2 separate regions of the Mus musculus genome follow, and region 2 is linked to region 1. Evidence: chromatin loops called from intact Hi-C (ENCODE). Cell type or tissue: left cerebral cortex. All regions are shown on one strand. Links, peaks and the distances in the headings refer to the core of each region. The heading gives the core; the rest is flanking DNA.

What was found. A loop is a pair of places that touch in the nucleus more often than their neighbours do. Peaks named below come from ENCODE experiments on the same cell type or tissue, not always from the same donor. Only the 100,000 strongest peaks of a DNase experiment are listed, where the experiment ranks them.
Region 2: a loop joins it to region 1, with 2.4 times the contacts of the local background. A loop is called at or near these places in 8 of 42 quality-filtered maps.

The regions. Positions count from the first base shown.
Region 1 is chr12:80,105,682-80,111,767 of GRCm38, reverse strand. It overlaps Zfp36l1 (zinc finger protein 36, C3H type-like 1), which reads left to right. Exons shown (of 2, transcript NM_007564.5): 2 at 1,220-4,008. The coding sequence ends at 2,179. Among named protein-coding and RNA genes, the nearest start is that of Zfp36l1, 4.3 kb to the left of the region's middle. In left cerebral cortex, for the core only: CTCF peaks have their summits at 1,290 and 2,700 (motif pointing left); DNase peaks (open chromatin) are centred at 1,652 and 2,629; H3K4me3 peaks cover 1,564 bases; H3K27ac peaks cover 931 bases.
Region 2 is chr12:79,757,109-79,761,108 of GRCm38, reverse strand. All of the region lies in intron 8 of Rad51b (RAD51 paralog B), which reads right to left. Among named protein-coding and RNA genes, the nearest start is that of Gm36048, 40 kb to the left of the region's middle. In left cerebral cortex, for the core only: a CTCF peak has its summit at 1,868; no DNase peak of the experiment used is centred there.

The DNA.
Region 1 (6,086 bases), core at 1,054-5,053:
CGGCTTCTTTCCCTCCCTGCGTTTTTCCAAGTCTGTTTGCCCTGGCGGCAGCCTGAGCTAGCCAACTCCATCCTGGGCCCCGCTGCCCCGCTCTTTGATCTATTTCTCTTTCTTTTGCCCCCTCCCCCCGCAGGACTTTTTAAATGAACCTCATTGTTGGAAGCGGCTCTCCTCTGGGTTCCTGTAATCCGCTCGGTGGGGTGGTTGCGGTTACAGGGTTACCGATTCCCGATCCCCTGCTGCGGATCCTAAGGGACTAACTTTAGAATTTGCACAATGACACACACCCACATGTGTCAGGGGCCTGGAGATAACTTTCAAGTCTCCCACCCCCACTCTTTTCTAAATCTTAGGTAGTTTGGGCAGGTGACTAGGGCTTGTGGCAGCCTCTGTCCTTGCTCACTCACACACCCCCGCCCCCAATTGACTGAGTCGGGGAGTGTGAGCGTGCTGGTGCTTTCCTTCTCGTCTGCAGCTTTGGTTCAAGATTAAACACTGGTGCTCTTATCCAGAGCTCTCTCGCAGCCAGGAAACCAAGTGCAAAGGCATCTTCCTAGTGAAGGGGGTGGAGAATGCTGGGAGAAAATCCCTCCCAGGGTGTGGGATACCTACCCTTCCCGAACCTTGTGTTTTCAGACACTATATCCCTCTACCCACATCCCAGACTAGGCCCTTCCACAAGCAAGGAAAAAGCACAGTTTGAAAACCTGTTGCCAAAGGAAGGGCACACTTGTGGAAGAGGAAATGGTGGAGAGTGTGGGGCCAGATTTTGTGGGGGTGGGGGTGGCGGGGGGGGGGGGGCGGGTAAGCAGGGACTGATTGAGAGAGGATTTGGCTCATCCTTCCAAACTTCTAAACTAGGTTTACCTGATTCTTTTAGGGGGAGGGAAATGAAAAGGGACTGTCTTGTGTGAAAGGCTCTCTGAGTTGAGGAATGTATAAACGGGGCCCGGATTTTAGAGGGGGGAAAATTAGCTTTAGGGACAGGAGGAAGCTACATATCGGGTCAGCACGGGGCGGGATGAATACATAACTTTTTCTTCCACACACGGCAGGATTTTGCGGTTTCTTATGAGCAGTGCCAAAATAAATCCAGGTGGCTCCTTTTAGAGAGACTGGCCTATCAGATGGAGAGGTGCTGTCCTTTGTGGACACCATGCCCTGGCCTCGTGGATGTCCTCAGTCACTCATCCGTCCCTTTCTTTCCCTCCCCTCCCAGGGTAACAAGATGCTCAACTACAGCACTCCCAGCGCTGGGGGCTGCCTGCTGGACAGGAAGGCAGTGGGCACCCCTGCTGGCGGGGGCTTCCCTCGCAGGCACTCGGTCACTCTGCCCAGCTCCAAGTTCCATCAGAACCAGCTTCTCAGCAGCCTTAAGGGTGAGCCGGCCCCGTCCCTGAGCTCACGCGACAGCCGCTTTCGAGACCGCTCTTTCTCCGAAGGGGGCGAGCGGCTGCTGCCCACCCAGAAGCAGCCTGGGAGCGGCCAGGTCAACTCCAGCCGCTACAAGACGGAGCTGTGCCGTCCCTTCGAAGAAAACGGTGCCTGTAAGTACGGGGACAAGTGCCAGTTCGCGCATGGCATCCACGAGCTCCGCAGCCTGACCCGCCACCCCAAGTACAAGACGGAGCTGTGCCGCACCTTCCACACCATCGGCTTTTGCCCGTACGGGCCCCGCTGCCACTTCATTCATAACGCCGAGGAGCGACGCGCCCTGGCGGGGGGCCGAGACCTCTCCGCTGACCGTCCCCGCCTCCAGCATAGCTTTAGCTTTGCTGGGTTTCCCAGTGCCGCTGCCACCGCCGCTGCCACGGGGCTGCTGGACAGCCCCACATCCATCACCCCACCCCCTATCCTGAGCGCCGATGACCTCTTGGGCTCACCTACTCTGCCCGATGGCACCAATAACCCCTTCGCCTTTTCCAGCCAGGAGCTGGCGAGCCTCTTTGCTCCTAGCATGGGGCTGCCTGGGGGAGGCTCCCCCACCACTTTCCTCTTCCGGCCCATGTCCGAATCCCCTCACATGTTTGACTCTCCCCCCAGCCCTCAGGATTCTCTCTCGGACCACGAGGGCTATCTGAGCAGCTCCAGCTCCAGCCACAGTGGCTCAGACTCCCCTACCTTGGACAACTCAAGACGCCTGCCCATTTTCAGCAGACTCTCCATCTCAGATGACTAAGCCAGGGTAGGGAGGGACCCCCCCCCATGCCTCCTTCACCTCTCCACCCCATCTCTTCCCTTCACCTCCCCACCCCCTAACTTTCCCTCAAACCCCACATTGATACATTTAAGCTCAGCCCCTTTCCCAGAACAACCTTGGTATGTTACCCTCCCCCCACATAAGGACAAGTCAATTTGTTGGTAGCTTCTGGCTTGAAACCCTCTCCCTCCATTTCATAGCCCACTTAACCACGCATAACAGAGTTCCATCTTTTGTCAGTAGATGCCTTTTTTTACCCCCCCCCACCCCCCCCGGCTTAAGCCTTAAGTGCCAAATCACAAAAGAAAAAAAGCAGTAACCGTTTACAGAAGCAACTTAGTGCCTTGTAATCTAACTTTGTCACTGTGACTACATTACCTCTTCAACGCCAGGGGGCACCCGTGGGCCTCCCAGAGCCTCTGCCCGTGGGGTTGGGGGTGGGGGTGGGGTGACCCGCAACCAGCAGCTCCCCCAGCTGGCCACACAAGTGCACCTTTCTTTCGGTCTCCCGCACACTCTTCCTCTTCCTTATAGTTACTCACCTCCCTCAGAGAGTTGTTGCTGGACTTGGGGTTTTTTTGGGGGGAGGGGTCTATTTTGACTTTCAAAACCTTTTACTTCCCAGCCCGAACCCCTGTTGACTAATCTTGCCTGGGTTTGTGTAGGTCTCCAGGGACAAAGGTTGAACAAGTTGGACGAAGGTTTTGACATAAGTGGGACTTCGTGATTTAATTTCTTTCTTTCTTTTCTTTTTTTTTTAAGTGGGGAGGAAGGGGAAACTAGATGGACTATGAGAGACTTGATTTTGGTGCTAAAGTTCCCCAATTCATATGTGACATCTTAAAAATGACAACAAATGAGAGAAAAGCTAAAAACAACAAAAAAAAACATGTAAGGGGTGAGCAGTTAATGGTCTGCATTCCACATACAATATCTGTGTAAAACGATTTCCTGTAGAAGTAGCTTTAATGGATTTTGCTCTAGAATACCTTAGGTCTACCTTAGAGCCCCCACACAATGCTTTTTTCCCTGGGTTTAAACTTCATCTAACTTTCAGAAATTGGAGAGCAAAAATGTTGCTTATCACTGCACATCAATATAAAAAAGCTTATTTAACTTATCAAAACGTATTTATTGCCAAACTATGCTTTTTTTGTTAATTTTGTTCATATTTATCGGGATGACAAATCCATAGAATATATTCTTTTATGTTAAATTATGATCTTCATATTAATCTTAAAATTTTGTGACGTGTCTTTCCTTTTTTCCACAGTTTTAATATATTATTCTTCAACAACATTTTTGTAACTTTACACTTTTTTTGGTTATTTTATTTTAAAAAAATGAAAAATTAATTTAAAAAAATGCAAAAAACTGTTGGATTATTTATTTTAGAAATTCTCCCCTTTGTGTTGGACTGCAAATTGAGTTTCTTTCTCCTTAGGCCTTTCACAGGTAGGACTGAGAATGTATGTATAAGTTCTGTGACAGTACAGAAGGAAAACCACCATTTTATGTATAGCTTCTAAAAGGGAAAACAAAAAAAGAGAAAAACCCTTTGAATTCCATGTGCCCATCTCAAGACATTCCGCTCGCAGATTTGTGGTTCTGGATTCCAGGTTGGAGTTTTCCAATGTTGACATAAACAACTGGCGCACACACATAAAGATGAATGTAATTATTATTCCTCTTGCTGGTCACTACCGTCGCTTTCTATTTCTCTTTCTTTGTGTGAATTTATTTAAAAGAAAAAAAAAACTTTTTGTAACGACTATTTGCAGTTTAAAAATCAATAAACCCCGTTTTTCAAGAAATGATTTGTCTATAGGTTTTTCCTTGGTCTGACACTCCTTGGGGCAACGAGGTGGCTGGTCTTTCATCTTTAAAGCTAAACCCATAACTCTGGATGTTGATGCCTTAAGGTCACTCAGCTTGGGTGGGGCGGAGGTATTTTTTATTTTTATTTATTTTATTTATTTTTTTTTTTTTTTTTAGCAAAGGAGCCTGCAGAGAGCAGGTCCAGGGTATCCTTGCTGACCTGTGTGACCTTGGCTACTGTAGGGAGCTGTGACAGGATCATCCAGTCTTCCCACTATGAACTTCCTTTGGGGGATGGTCAGGGTGCTACTGATAAAGTACATAGCCCATGCTGCACTTGCTGGCTTACATTGACTGTGTCAAGGGCTCATAGGTATTGGTCTCATAGGCATTAACCTAGTCAAGGTCCTAGCCTCAGTACACCCCTGAACCGGTATGAGGAAGCACTGCCTGCCTGCAGAGGAGCCACCAGGATGGGAAAGGGCAGTCTGCACCTGGATTTGACTGCAGGGCTGGAAAGGGAAGATGGAGGTTAACATAGACTGTATAGGAAGTCAGTAGTTCCCATCAAGGGAGGTGGTAGGCCAGTTGTGGCGCAAGAGTTGCTGGAGGAGGCTGAGGCAGGAGGATCCTGAGACAGACAGCCAGGATCAGGGAGCCCCTGGAAAGTGATTTTTTTCCCCCTCTCTCTTTGGAATTTTGGATTTTTCAGTTTCTCTGCAGCCCTGGCTGTCCTGGAACTTTCTCTGTAGACCAGGCTGGCCTCAAACTTAAGAGATCCACTTGCCTCTGCCTACTGAGTGCTGGGGTTAAAGGCATGTGTCACCAGGACCCTGCTGGAAAGTGATTCTTTTAAAGGAGTAGGGTCTGGGAGAATTGAGTCCTGGGGAGGGCAGAGATATTTGAGCCCTTGGCTTCTTACAGTTAGCGAGTTTTAAGGGTTGAGCCATCTTCACCTTTATACCACTGTCCTCCATAGATCTGCTGCAGACAGTGTTCAATACCGCATGAATTACCAGTATTCTCTGGACATTTCAAGAGTTACTTGGTTTACCAAGCTTACTGCTTGTCAGGCATGTGAGGTAGAAATATGGGGACTCATTTCTTCTCCAGGACGGGCTGATTGATACAGGAAGAAAAGAGGCAGCCCTGGAGCTTGAGATGAACCCAGGCTTTTCATTTCTTAAGAGGGAAAATTAACTGTGTGGTGTGAATGTGTGTGTGTGTGTGTGTGTGTGTGTGTGTAATAGAGTGTGAGTGTGTGGTGTGAGTCTGGTGTGCGTGTGTGTGTGGTCTGAGAGTGAGTGTGTGTGTGGTGTGAGTCTGGTGTGTGAGTGTGTGTGTGTAATAGAGTGTGAGTGTGTGGTGTGAGTCTGGTGTGTGTGTATGTGGTCTGAGAGTGTGAGTGTGTGGTGTGAGTGGTGTGTTGAGTGTGTGTGTGTGTAATAGAGTGTGAGTGTGTGGTGTGAGTCTGGTGTGTGTGTATGTGGTCTGAGAGTGTGAGTGTGTGTGTGGTGTGAGTCTGGTGTGTGAATGTGTGTGTGTGTGTGTAATAGAGTGTGAGTGTGTGGTGTGAGTCTGGTGTGTGTGTGTATGTGGTCTGAGAGTGTGAGTGTGTGTGTGGTGTGAGTCTGGTGCGTGAGTGTGTGTGTGTGTGTGTAATAGAGTGTGAGTGTGTGGTGTGAGTCTGGTGTGTGTGTGTGTGTGTGTGTGTGTGTGTGTGTGTGTGTGTAAGCATGTGTTTGGGTGGTAGTGATGATCTTCCATTTTGATTAAAAGCAAAGACAATTAGTCCATCGCCTTGAACTCATTCACTTTAGCCAGAGAGCCTGTGGTGGACATTTAATTCTGCCTTTCATGACATCATAAGTAGGGTTCAGACGGGTCTTGCAGCCACCCTGACGATCTTCTTTTGAGGTCAGTGTTTGGAGTTAGATAACAAGGGAATGTATTGAATCCAGAAGGCCCTGGAAGGGTGAAAAGGCCAAGGGAGGCTCCATGTTACCTGGGGAAGCTGACTGTTTGTAGACCCTCACTCCAAATCCCATCTAAGTGTTTCCCCGAGGAG
Region 2 (4,000 bases), core at 1-4,000, 350 kb after region 1:
AAAACAACCCCCTAAAACCAAACTAACAAAGTGGTGACTTCCAGAATAGGAACGGAAGGGAAGGGGAAGGGCTTAAAGGAGTGAATGTTTGGAATACTTGGTTCTTCTTGTCCAGTTGGGTAAAAAGTAAGTTCCTGGGATAAGAAGTAGGAAGTTACAAACGACAATACTCAGGGTTTTCAGGACTGAAATGAGTGTAGGGAAGGATGGTGGGTTACCATGGGAACTTTTTATGGCAGGCCTGATGGTCTGGCCTGTGGTTCTACTCCTGGTTTAGCTGCAGGCTTTCAACAGGAACACTTGGGAGAAGGAGCAGCCATAACAAAGCACCCAGGAGTGAGCCACAGGGCTGACTTTCCCCAATCCTCAGTAGCTTCACCCATGGTCAGAAGGAGTTGTTCAAAGTGACTTCAAATGTCCTTGGGTATACTTACAAACAAAAACAAAGACAAAACAAAACAAAACCCAAAACCAATAAACAATAAACAAACAAAAAAAAATCCAGAGTCTATGATATTTTGACAGCAAAAAAATTGGCTTCTTATTTGGGACCTTGTCTTTTCTAGGAAGCCTGAGTGCACAGTGCTTCCATACTGCCTTTAACTGCCAGGCCCTGCTCAGCAACCATGTATACATACCTAAAGACAGTGCAAGTGTGCGGCCCCTTTGCCGACAACAGGTTTCTCCCCAGACCAGGCCTTTTTCTTTGTCTGTTCTACCTACTACAACCCACGAGGACCAACTTCTAGCAAACACAATTCCCAATCAACAAAGCTTTTAAACTCCAGAGTCTGAGTGGTTGACTGGGACCAGATGGGGATCACCATCCATTTGATTCCAATTCTCCTGTACCAGACCAGGCCAGGGAGCCACTGACCTGTGGCAGACATTTTCCATGGGCTCACCCATTTGATCTAGGGAAATGCGCGGAGAATCTGGGTTACCCCAGTAGAAAGATGAAGTAGGGGAAACATTCAGATCCCCCCCCCCCCCAGCTTTCCACATAGTCAACACTGCCTAGCTGGGTCTCAAGAATCTTCACTGTGTCTGATGTAGAAAGACAGCCGCAGTTGAAGATGAACGGGACACTGCCCGGAACAGGAGTTTTAAAAAACGAAGATTCAAGGTGACCTTCGAGTTCCATGGAGCCACAGGGCCAACATATCAAACAGAGAGATTGGGAAGGCTCAAACATCTATTCTCCAACACAATTTCCTTGGGGGGCTTGCAGTTCGCTAACTGAACCTGTGAACCAGCTGTATTTAGTGTGCTCTCTGCTTCCTTGGGTCTCTAGAACTGACAATCGTCTGTAGGTCAAGTTCCAACGGAAGTGACATTTCTGACCTAGCTCTATAAATAGAGTACTGGAAAAACACCATCAGCTGTACAGACTGGCCCAGGAACCACACGCTAACTATTAAGCAACCATACTGGACTGCCATTTTAGATGAGAAAGAAATAGCTTATGTTATTTATAACCTTCTGAGTTACAAGATTCTCAAAATACTTGGAAGCTATTAGTCTTTCAGATTTACAAGGAAAGGATCTGAGGCATAAAGCCATGTAACAACTGTCTCACCCAATACCATCTGCTCACAGCCCAGTGACCTGCTAGCGGACCAGGCCACTTTGCTTAGGTCATGGAGAAATTGTCGTCTCTGGGCTCTCTCAGCTAGAAGAGAAGGGGGATGGATTGCTGTCCAGTGTTTGCTCATATCACATGCTCAGCCCGACTCAAGCCCCAGTAACACTCATTCCTGGGGAGACTGAGCAAAGGGAAGCAGAAGCCATCTGCTATGGTAGAGTAATCAGCACCTTTGGAATGCAAGATTTAGAGGTGGATTAACCTCCCCTAGCAGCAGGTGGAGCAGAGGCGGGGTGAGCTCACCACTAGGATAAAGCCTGGTATGCACCAGCACAAATCATTCAAACAGCCCCGCTGATTTTTGTATGGGGAGAGAATACTTAGACTTTCCCAGAGTCTTGGAATGGTCGTGTAAGTTATTATCCAGTCGGGATACTTGTGAGATAGAGATGGGCTCATTTGAGTCATAAGGGGACAGCAGCGATGACTTGGGACTGTCCTGGGTGAATGCAGGTGTCATCTAAGAGGGTTACCATGGAGAAACTGTCTGGAATCAGGGTGAGGAGGCTCCCTCTTAGAAAAGGTCAATCTGAACACTGTCCCATTTGGCAACCAAACTATCCCAACTATGTAGGGCTTCTTCTGGGCTGTGCTTGCAGTGACATGCGTCAATATCTTTAAATATAGCTAAGGAAAAAAAAATAGCAGGAATAGTCCCAGTGTCTGAGTAGAAAGAAGCAATCTCCTCTCATGGGTTCAGCTGGCAACACCACCCAGGAGATCACTGGAGCCCCTGAGCCAGGAGTACTGCTTTCTCCCTGGTACTTTCTATTGGAGGGGGACAGTCCTGAAGGATGACCTGAAACTAAGTCTCTCAACCTGTGAGAAGAAGTTGTGTGTGCAGGTGTGCATATCCATGCAGTGTGTGGGTGAGCCAGAGGGTGACATTAGGTGTCCTGCTTTTCCACAGAGGCTGGAATTTTACATTGAATCTGGAGTTAAGCTGTGAGCCCTAGGGACCCACTGTAGTGCCATGTTACAGGCAGGTGTGGCCATGCCTGGGTTTTTATGTGGATGGTGGAGATCTGAATTCAGGCCCTCATGCCTGCACAGCAAGTGTTCTTATCTGCTGAACCATCTTTCCAGCCCTGAGGAGAATCTCTAATTAATAATGAATTCCCTTATTAGAGTGAATTCATGCACACGAATGGGAATGGAAATACACACACACACACACACACACACATACTAGCAAAAAAAAAAAAAAAAAAAAAAAGCAAAAACTGAACTATTTAAAGAAACCTGAAGCACATTAAAAAAAAAAATCCATGCTCATTTAAAATAAGCCAGGATGTTTACATGAGATGTCCCTTGTCCCCAGATGTATTTCTATCCTCTTGCTATGGATTTTTCACATTGCACTTAACAGCTGTCCTGGTCTGAATTTTGTTTTCCTGCTCTCATCATGGTATCTGAGGCGGCCGGAGGATGCCAGAGTTGCAGTCTCAGTAAATCTGTATTATGCATGGTCATCATCTTAGGTTTTGGCCATCTGATGTTTGTTTCGGGAAACACGGGCTAATGGAGAAGGAACACAGCTGTCTAGTCTGACATCAGGTTGGTTGGAACCCTGACTGCTGGGGTGAGAGAAATTCCTCAGACATGGACATCCAGACAACTGCCTTTGAAGAGAGCTGGAAAAGGTTAAAAAAAAAAAAGGCATATCCTTTATCAGTTACTCTTCCTAGGAAGACTTAAGACGCAGGAAATATATAGAAGCTGTACATGTTTCAGGCCTTAGTTTGGATAATGAGAGAGCCATGTGATAACCCACTCAGCTGAAAAGCAAGGGGACTCTCTGACAGCTATGCTTTGACTTTGGGAACTCAGCTCACAAAGAAATGGAAATCCCAGGTCTGGTAGCCAGTCCCTTCACGTTTAGTTGAAACCTACTACGTTTAGTTTAGACCTACGTGAGCAGTTCCTACTTCATACCTGCATCAGCTCACTGGCTCTGCAAGAGGCAAGGCCAAGAGGCAAAAGAGAGAGAGAGAGAGAGAGAGAGAGAGGATTTATCAGGAAGTATGTTCTTGAAGAAAAATGTTTCTGTGAAACCAGTGACCAAAAGATCTTCAGCGACACTTCAGCTAAACACAGTGTCTAATCCTGGACTGAACTCTAGAAGGCCTGCCACAGCAACATTACTGGGACACCTGGCAAAGCTTAAATATTGCCCTTATATTACATTACAGTGTTGTATCAATATTAATTTCCTGGGTGAAAGAATAAATGTAGTATGGCTGGCTGTATAAGAGAAATTGTTGTTCTTGGGAGACAAATGAAAGTCTCAGGGGATGGAAGACTATGACATCTACAACGTGCTGTTAAATGGTGCCACAAAGACAGTAACAACGT